Linked DNA regions of Homo sapiens: region 2 is linked to region 1. A link is a loop called in an ENCODE intact Hi-C map of the cell type or tissue named here. Cell type or tissue: PC-3. All regions are shown on one strand. Links, peaks and the distances in the headings refer to the core of each region. The heading gives the core; the rest is flanking DNA.

Evidence for each region. A loop is a pair of places that touch in the nucleus more often than their neighbours do. Peaks named below come from ENCODE experiments on the same cell type or tissue, not always from the same donor. Only the 100,000 strongest peaks of a DNase experiment are listed, where the experiment ranks them.
Region 2: it touches region 1 in a loop (2.7-fold over the local background); 1 of 110 quality-filtered maps calls a loop at or near these places.

The regions. Positions count from the first base shown.
Region 1 is chr12:66,953,623-66,959,016 of GRCh38, forward strand. It overlaps a transcript of GRIP1 not described here. Among named protein-coding and RNA genes, the nearest start is that of GRIP1, 280 kb to the left of the region's middle. In PC-3, for the core only: no CTCF peak of the experiment used is centred there; a DNase peak (open chromatin) is centred at 2,859.
Region 2 is chr12:67,031,820-67,037,213 of GRCh38, forward strand. It overlaps a transcript of GRIP1 not described here. Among named protein-coding and RNA genes, the nearest start is that of CAND1, 230 kb to the right of the region's middle. In PC-3, for the core only: no CTCF peak of the experiment used is centred there; DNase peaks (open chromatin) are centred at 2,472 and 2,822; H3K4me3 peaks cover 330 bases; H3K27ac peaks cover 1,725 bases.

The sequences.
Region 1 (5,394 bases), core at 95-5,094:
AAAGTATGGATATAATTCTCTTACTGCTCTGATGCTCACGGGTATTAGTGGTTTCTTATAAGGACTCCTGTTCTCACCAGGGATGACAGATTAAAGAGGCAGCACTATAAAAGATTAGGAAAAATGTAAAAAAAGAAAAGTAGACAAAACTGAATAACACTGAGTAATTCTGTATCAGCTACTAAATGACAAGCCAAAGAAAGAGTGTGTGTCAGACACACACACACACAATCGATAACCTAAATAATAAGGATACGGTCTTTCTCAGCTCCTCTAGTAAAACTTCATACTCAAAATCTGGTCTCCTGTTTAGCAGATTTCAACAGTGCTTTCCGACCCCCCAAAACTGTTAAAAAATATTGCCAAAACCCATCTTGTTTGCAGCTGTCACAACATTTCTCTGAGAATTCTCCACCGACTCCTCTGCACAGAGTTTGCATTTCTCCTACTGGGTTTCAAGGCTGTCTCTTCATGTGGACGTTGCCTTTATCACCTCTCATACTTTTATTTTCCACTATCAGTGGATCTGCCTGGTCCATCTAAATCCCTTCTGTCTCATCTCTTCCCTTCTGCTAATTCTTTTCCTCATGACATCGCTATTAGGTTCCATCTTCTAAGAACAACTTTGTAAATCTTAACTGCTGCTCTCACCAATAAAAAATTGCTGCAGAGTTCAGCAATATTTGGGAAAACAAATTCATTTGTACTAAATGGTATAGAAAAATGAGTATCAAACTCTTTTAGCTACACAGTCCTTTTGTGTGTGCAATTTCTCCTAGAATCCAGCCACTTAGGACTAGATCCCTAGGAGAAAGATGAATGTCTGGTTGTGGCCAAGTGTCCTGGAACCCCATCCCTGTCTCAACCACACCAGTAAGCTGGTGGTTCTGGGGTGGGGAGACCATCAGTCAGTACCAAAAACAAAGCCTAATTAAAGAAACTTGTCCTAAGTCAAATTAAATATGCAGAACCCCAAAAGTGCCTAAAGAATAATTTGTAATCCACTTTCATCGGACAGTAATATCAACCATTCGATGTGGAACAAACATTTGTTAAGTGCCTACTATGTGCCAGGCACTGATTTTAGCACTTGAGTTGCATCAGTGAATGCAGAGATTCCCTTCCCTTGATAAGTTACAATCTGGCAGAGGGACACAGACATTTAAAAAGCACATAATGAATATATAAAATATATAATTTATTAGAAGGAGATACGTGCTATGGGGGAGGCAGTGGGGGTGCAAGGAGGGGAGGAGAAAAGAAGATTGCAAGTTCCAGGAAGAAGGACTAAAGGAAGAAAGGCAAGTTGCATTTGCAAAGAGGGTGGCCGCAGAAGGCCTCATTGATAAAGTGCCACTTGAGCAAAGCCCCAAAGGAGATGAAGGAGTTAGCCATGAAGACATTTAAGGGGGTGGTGATATCTAGTCTTAATTGATATCTTTTCATGAACAACTTACAATGTGTCATGTAAATTGCTAAATTGGTTTGCATTACACACATTATACATAAACCATCAGAGGTTGGCATTATTATTGTTTCACCTATGAGGATACTGGGACTGGAGCAGTGGAATCACCTTGAGGGCTTGTTAAAACACAGATTGCTGAGCCTGATCACCAAAGTTTTTAATTTGCTAAAACTGGGTTTCAGCCTGAGAATTTGCATCTCTAACCAGTTCGTAGGCCCTGAAGCACACACGGAGAACCACTGATTTAAAAGAGATAATCTCTGCAAGACCTTTCTATCTCTAAAACTCCATATTCTCATTTAAATTATATACTTCCTCTTTCAAATAATAGCACCTTCATCCAAATATTTCCATTTATCATCCAACTGAAACTTATAAACAAAATATATATTATAGTATATATTACTTTTTTGGTTTTTTTTTTTTTTTTTTTTGAGTCAGAGTCTCACTCTTGTCGCCCAGGCTGGAGTGCAGTGGTGCAATCTCGGCTCACTGCAACCTCCACCTCCCAGGTTCAAGAGATTCCCCTGCCTTAGCTTCTCCAGTAGCTGGGATTACAGGCGTGCATCACCATGCCCGGATAAATTTGTATTTTTAGTAGAGACAGGGTTCCTCCATGTTGGCCAGGTTGGTCTTGAACTCCTGACCTCAAGTGATCCACCCGCCTCGGCCTCCCAAAGTGCTGGGATTACAGGCGTGAGCCACTGCACCCTGCCTATACTACATTATTTAACAAAAAAGGATCAATTGGTGAGAAAATGAAAGCTCTACAAGGGAAAGCATATTACCTGTTTTATTCATTGAGTATTCTTAGCACACAGAAGAGCTTTCGAGTGAATTAATGCTATTATATATCCTACATTTTAAAACCTATTTATTTTAAAATAAGTTTGGATTTACAAGAGTTAGTTGTGCAGATAATACAAAGAGTTTCCATATGCCCTTCAAGCAGCTTCCTCTAATATTGCCATTTTAAGTAACAGTTATCAAAGCTAAGAAATTAATATTGCTATAATTCTATTAACCAAACTCGGCTTTTTTTGGGTTTTGCCAATTTTCCCACTAATGTCCTTTTCCACTCCTGGACAGCATGTCGCATTAGTCATCGGGCCTGTTTAGTGTCTTCTGGTCTTTCCTTTTTTGTTATGACCTTGAAACTTTTGAAGCAAATTGATCAGGTATTCCACTGGAGGTCCCTCGATTGGGGTTTTCGCTGTTGCTATTTTCATTAATAGGCTGGGGTTATAGACTTTGGAGTGTGGTGAGGTAAATTACCCTCTCATTTCAATATACCAGGAGTAGATGATATCAGCAGGATTTATCACTGGAGATGCTAAACTTGATCAGCTGGTTAAGGTGGTATCTGCCAGGTTTCTCCACTGTACGGTTCCTCCGTTTCTCTTTCTAGAAGAGTGAATCACTAAGTACACACTTAAGGGACAGAGAATTGAGCTCCACCTCTTGGAAAGAGGCATATAAATGAGTGTAGAAAGATGTTAAAGCCACCACACAATTAATAAATGTTTAGGAGAAGATACATTGAGGCTATGTACATATCCCATTTCTCCTTAAATTTTCTCCCAGGATGATGTCCTATTTTCCCTGTCCCAGTGCTAGAAGCAGTTATTTCTCCTTTTACTAGGGAATGGTATTTAGAAACAATCTGGGCACTAGGCATGTTTGTCACTACTACTGGGATGTCACTGCATCAAGGCCCCCTCGGCATACAGAGCTGTGCAATATGTGCATATATATTAGCTGACATAACATATCTATATTTATTTCTGTTATCTACCTGTATATATGTATTAAACTAAACATGAGTCCCCACTGATACCTCTGACTCAGTCAACACAGGGTTCACTCTAGCCTTCCTCTGTTGCTTATTTTTAACTTCTTCCTCTGATAGTAAGAAACCTGGTGCCAAGGGCTGAACTGTGTCCCCCACAAAATTCATATGTTGAAACTCTAATCTGCAGGACCTCAGACTATAACCATATTTGAGATAGGGTCTTTAAAGAGGTAATTAAATTAAAATACGGTCACTAGGAAGGTTCCCAATCCAATATGACTGGTGTTCTAAAAAGAGGATATCAATACAGATACATATGGGGAGAAGATACATGAAGACACAACGAGAAGATGGCCATCTATAAGCCAAGGAGAGAGGCCTGGAACATAGCCTTCCTTCGTGGTTCTCAGAAGGAACCAACCCTGCCAAACACCTTGATCTCAGACTTGTCACAATTATAATTAAATAATCAATATTGATACATTATTGTTAACCAGAGGCCATACTTTATTCAGATTTTCTTAGCTTTAATCTAATATATATATATATATATATTTCTTTTTTCTGTTCCAGCGTCTCATCCAGCTTTACACTCTGTACTTAGTCACCATGTCTCCTTATGCGACTCTTGGCTATGGCAGTTTCTTAGACTTCTCTTGTTCTTGATGACTTGATGAGCTTGAAGTTTTGAGGGTTACAGGTCAGGCATTTTGCAAATGTCCCTCCATTGGGACTTGTTAGATGTTTGTCTCATGATTAGACTATGGTCATAGGTTCTGAAGAGTAAGACCACAGAGGGAAAGTGCCATTTTCATCACTTCACATTAAGAGCACCTACTATCAACATTAATTATCACTGTTGATATTGACCTTGATCACATGACTGAGGGAGTATATGTCAGATTTCTTCACTGTAAACTTATTTTTCTCCTCTTTCCATACTCTACTCTTTGGAAGGAAGTCACTATGTGTAAACCATACTTAAGAAGTGGAGATTTATAGTCCATCTCCTTGAAAGTGCAGTATCTGCATAAATTATCTGGAACTTTTCTGCTTGGGTGATTTGTCTCTAGCCCTCATTTATTTGCTTATTCAATTATGTATTTTAGTACACACTCATAAATATTTATTATATATTTTGGATTATGATTATAATATAAAATTGTTTCATTGCTCAAATTGCCCCATCTTTGGTCATTGGGAGCTCTTCAGTTGGTTCTTGTGTCTCTTTGAATGAAATACATGGATTTTGCTTGCTTATTTATTTATTTACTTATAGACAGGTCTCACTCTGTCACCCACGCTACAGTGCAGTGGCACAATCATGGCTCATTACAGCCTGGAACTTCTGGGCTCAAGTGATCCTCCCTCCTCAGCCTCCTGAGTAGCTAGGAGTACAGGCAAACACCACCACACCTGGCTAATTTTTTTATAGAGATGGAATCCCACTGCGTGGGCCAGGCTGGTCTTGAACTCCTTACCCAAGCGATCCTCCCATCTTGGCCTCCCTAAGTGCTGGCATTAGAAGCGTGGGCCACCATACCCAGCATTTTTCGATTTTGAAGACTTTCTTACTTTGTGGGAATAAAAAAATGCTCCTCATCCTGTTTCCTGTGCCAGCACCAGAATCAGCTGTTTCTCCAAGGAGCCCTCATTTCTTTTATTGGAGAATGGTATTAGGAACCAAAATTTGGGTCCTAGGTATATTCTACATTTTTGACCTAACAATCTAGCATAAATAGATCTTCATGTGAATAAATTTAAGATATCATTTTCAAAGTGCATAATATTCCACTGTGTGGATAAACTGTAATACCATCTATTATTGATGGATACTTATATTGCTTCTATGTATTTAGGTATTATAAACAATACTGAGATAAACTTTCTGGTGTCGAAATCATCATACTTGTAACTGGTTATTTCCTTAGGATAAATTGCTAGAATGGGAAATAGAGTTTAGGGCTTTTGATGCATATTACGAAAGGGGCTTCCAGAGTCCCATCCGCAGAGAATGAGTGCCCAGTACCCCACACACTCTCCAGCATCAGATATCTATTGTTATTGTTACTTTTTAAAATAATTTCCTACGTAATAGATAAAACTTTCTTTATAGTTGTAATTTATTCCTAGA
Region 2 (5,394 bases), core at 206-5,205, 78 kb after region 1:
TTTGTTTTTGTTTGTCTTCTTTTGTTTGGGGTTTTCATTTTTTAGTCCATTTCCAACTGCTTCCCATTGAGATTCTACCCTTTCATCAACTTGATTATTAAAGACTCCAAACATACCCTGTATCTTCCCTCCTCCGTGCCTTGGGCCATGCTGTTCCCTTTGTTTTGTATGCCCTTCCAACATCTCCACGGACTGCTGTCCTGTCCATGGTTAGGGATACACTTCAGACAGGATGCTCTCCATAAAGCCTTTCCTAATTTTCCCCACCAGACATGGTATATTTTCCTTTGAAATCTATAGGCTTTTCGTTGTCTTAGAAGATAGTATATTTCTCATGCCATCTTCTACTAGCCTGCAGGCTTTTTGAAGACAGGAAATCATAGTTATTTATTTTTCTTTTCCCTGTAGAAGCTTCGCACATGAACAGAATTCAATATTTGTATATGTTTGTATATATACATTTATTCTCCCCTCATCTTGTTCCAGAAAGGATGTGTAGTCACTCAACAAATATTTGTTAAAATGCCTAGGAAAATCTATTGCCTTTATGCTTCTTCCCCAACTGTCTCTAATTTCCTTACTCTTACCTACAATAATAGACCCTCTTTAATGTTGTTAAATACTTATTCATTCTAATATTTCAAATCAAATTAACCTAAAAGGAGTTTTTGTTCCTAATTTTTTCCCCTACTTCTTTCTGAATATCTATACCAGGAATTCTCAACCTCAGCACTACTGACATTTTGGGCCAGATAATTCTTTGTTGATGGGGAAAGGGACTTTCCTTTGCACTATAGGACATTTAACAGCATCTCTGACTCCTACCCACTAAATGCAGTCACATGCTCAGTTGCGACAACCAAAAATGTCTCTAGACATTACCAAATATACCTTGGGGGTGCAAGATGTTGGGGAGTTGCCTCTGGTTGAAAAGCACAGATCTCAATCAGAACTGTCACATCAAAATATAATGAAAGGTTCAAATGGAAGCAACACGTATAATCTTAAATATTTCAGGAGCTACATTAAAAAGATAACAAGAAGCAGATTAGTTTTAATATTTTATTTAACATTTCCAAAATATTATCATTTTAACAGGTAACCAATATAAAAATGATTATTTAAATAATTTACATTATTTTTTCTTACTAGTCTTTGAAATTCAATGTGCATTTTATATGTACAGCACATGTCAGTTCAAACTAGTCACATTTCAATTTCTTAATAGCAATATGTGGCTAGTAGCAATGGGTATGGGTTGGACAGCTCAGATCCAGACAGTTTTTCCTAGGCTGAGAACTCACTTTTCAAGAAAAATAAAGAAACCTCTTTCTTGCCGCCTAATTATTCCTAGCTATATATAATCAAACATAGTGAGATTCAGGAGGAGACATAAACCCAGAAATTTCCAATGTGATGGGTGGTAGGAGACCTGGGATCAAAGACTACATGTATATATATATATATATATATAAAGACAAATTAAGAAATGGCTGTAAGAGAATTCTACTCCACTTGCTCTGCATATTTGATCATTAGGTCATATAGAGATGTCAGGTTTTACTTTCTGTCCACACCCAAAATTCTCATCCCAGTAATAATATACATCTATATACCTACACAAGGAGTTCTCACAGTGTGTACAAAAACAAAGTAATGTTCATTCAGTATGTACCTCTCTCAAGCTTCCCCTAGGTCACACATCACAGAAGTAGCAAAGAAATGTATTCCAATCTTCTCATTCTAACCCCTTCACTCTCCAAATGACGAAACTGGAGTCTAAAACAAGACTGAAAACTGGCCTGAGATTCAGAGCTCATCAATGGAATTTTAAGACAGAATCCAAGTTCTCCAAGTCCTGGTACCAAGTTCTCTCACCCACCCCATCCTAGCTGTGCAACTTTCAAAGAGTAACTTCACCTCCTGAACCATTGGTTGTCTCATATCTATAACACAAGCAATGATACCTGCTTTGTACATTGTTGTGAGAATTACTTTAACTGAATTAATATATGTAAAAATATCAGGCACAGTGTTCCTGCCATCCTAAATGTTTGTTGAATCTGAAAAGAGTAGCACATAATACAGCCAGGAAAAGATAGAAAGCAACTTGGAGATTTATTTTAATCTGTGCTTACCCCTCAGGAGTTCTAAGCCTAATCTATCAAGGCTGATGAAAAACTTAAATTGTTATTTAAAGGCTGTAAAGAAATGATTGTAAGACCCCTCTCAGTAACACATTCCAATAAGGGACAACACTCTTAATTCAAAACTTTTCCTATATGTTTTCAGGCAAGTCAAACTTTTCAGTCAATGTTTCAAGAACCAACAAAGAACTTAATTATTAGCTTCAAACCACCTGGGCAAAAGGAACCTGCTGGAGGGCACATGTCAATCTTAAAGGAAAAATTCCCTTTACCTAGAACTGGGTTAGAGTCATAGCCTGCTTCCTGTACTGAAACTCACCAGGGGACGAAGGAATGACTTCTATTTCCTAATCATAGTTTGCATGGCTTAACGACAGGGATAAGTTCTACGAAATGCATTGTTGTGCAAACATCATAGAGTGCATTTACATAAACCTAGATGGTATGGCCTGCTACACACCTAGGCTACAAACCCATACAGCCTGTTACAGTATAGAATACTGTAAGCAACCATAACATAATGCTAAGTATTTGTGTATCTAAACATAGAAAAGGTACAATATAAATAGAATATAAAAGATAAAAAAAATGGAACACCTATGTAAGGCACTTGCCATGAATGGTGCTTGCAGGACGGGGCCTTGAGCCAGGTGACTCAGTGAGTAAATGATGAGTGAATGTGAAAGCCTAGAACACGACTGTACATTTTTAACACAACTGGCAGAGCAGTAGGTTTGTTTACACCAGCATCACAACAAACACGAGTAACCCACTGTGCTATGATGCTCTGACAGCTACAACAGCCCTAGGCAACAGGAATTTTTCAGCTCCATTATGACCTTGTGGGACCACCATTGTTTATGCGGTCTGTCACTGACCAAAACCTCATTATGCAGCACATGACTGCATTCCACCTTTGCCGGTTTGGGTAATAGGAAGGCCTAATGTGCCAATAATATAAAAAACCAATTTGTCCAAATTTGAACTTTCTCAAAAAAAGCACAAATCCATTCACTCCAGCAAATAGAGCTTGCCATTACTTTCCATGTGATAACAACATGACCCCTTCAAATATGTGAAAAGCATCATTAAATTATTCCTCAGCCTGATTTCCTTGGAAAGTTTAGGTATTAAGTTTCGGGTGCTGTGGAAAGTTGGAATTTAAAAACATCTCGTACAAGTATTCTGTTGTACTTTTGTCTGATTTGAATGTAATACCAGCCTACCACTGGATAAAGTAGAAAAAAAAACGTGTTTCCTCCATGCAGTTCCATAAAGCTCGGGCTTCGCAGAAGCTCTTTTATCTGAGGATATCCCTTTGAATTAGACACCCCCTGCCTCAGCCCCCCTCAGCAGGGTGTGCATGGGGGAGGGTTCGCAGTTTGGAATTCAGTCCCTTAAGTTAGGGAACAAAGTCTGAATCTGCCTGTCCTTCAGGACACAATGAAACAGCCAGCTGTTTACTTAGACATTTGTCTGAGTAGTATTTTATCAGGCTATTATTAGTTTTAATGTTGTAATTAGATGTGCAAATGTACCCTGAGGTATGTTTGGATGGGAACATCATACAAATCAGAATTGACAATGATGAACACAGCTGCATTTCTGCCAATGATTAGGTATTTAAATAAGTGCTCATGATGCGTTTGCAGGAAAATGTGATTCCATGGAGTGGAGAGGTTAGCAATGATATGAGGCTGCCAAGAAGACATCAAAAATACATAAAAACAAAAGAGAGAGAGAATAAATTAGATTCCACTTGGAAATTGGAAACTAACTTCTCTAACTACCATATCTAAAATAGCCTCTCCTCCATTATTATTCCCTAACCTAGTCTTTATATTCTACACATCATTTATCTCATCCTGACAAACTATCTATTTACGTGCATTTTTAACTTCTTAGTGCTGTACCTCCTTCCCAAAGAGTAAGCACTAAAAAGTGAGGAAAAATGCTACACCCTCAGCACTAGAGCAGCACCCAGTTCCCCCACAGAATACATTCTAAAAAAGTATCGCTGAATAAATAAATCAGTTGCAACATGCACTGGAAGGTTGATGTAAATATGACTTCTCTTCATCTAAAATTTACATCAAAATTGTTTAATATTTACAGTGGGATGACATCAGGTTCATCACCATTGTTTCACCATTGCAACCAGAGGCTTGGGTTGGGTAGGTGATATATCCAGAGTCTTAAAATTAGCTTGAACTCATCGACAAAAAAACTTAGTAGCCGAGTTTGCATTTCACGATAACTTTTACTTTTATGAGGGTAACCATTCTGAGAATAGATCACAGTTCTTTCCTACTTACCTTAACTGCTTCTAAATGAGTATAATCATAAATAATAATACAGAATAAGGATGTCTTTTTTTTTTTTTAGACTGAGTCTCACTCTGTCACCCAGGCTGGAGTGCAATGAGATCTCGGCTCACTGCAACCTCTGCCTCCCAAGTTCAAGAGATTCTCCTACCTCAGCCTCCCAAGTAGCTGGGATTACAGGTGCCCACCACTATGCCTGGCTTTTTTTTCTTGTATTTTTATTAGAGACAGGGTTTCATCATGTTGGCCAGGCTGGCTTCGAACTCCTGACCTCAAGTGATCTGCCTGCCTCTGCCTCCCAAAGTGCTGGGATTACAGGCGTGAGCCACCGCACCCAGCCAGAATAAGGATGTCAACACTTTTGTACCTTCATAGCCCTCCTTGTTGTGGCTTCACAATTAAATCTCTTTAATACACTGCTGGCCCCTAAAATCCTCCACTCCTCTGGCAGCTTCAAATTACTAAACCTACCCATCCATGGCTTCTACGACTCCTTCTACTTATCCCATCAAGTCCTGAAGACTTGACTTCTCCACAACATCTCCAAGTTGCCTCTCAACCTCCTCCTGCCCCTATACTTCTTCAAAATTATAAAAATATGAATTCAAAGATATAAACATACCGAGAAACATTACATCTATTTCTTGAAGCATGAAAAACCCGTGTGAGTCTCCGACAAGTGTGTAAGTATGGTTTGGGGAATACACATGCATACTTAAATACTGCACCAATGATCTCTGAATAAAAATATAATACTCAGGCCAGGCGCAGTGGCTCACGCCTGCAATCCCAGCACTTTGGAAGGCCAAGGTGGGTGGATCACGAGGTCAGATCAAGACCATCCTGGCTAACACGGTGAAACACCTTCTCTACTAAAAATACAAAAAATTAGCAGGGCGTGGTGGCGGGCACCTGTGGTCCCA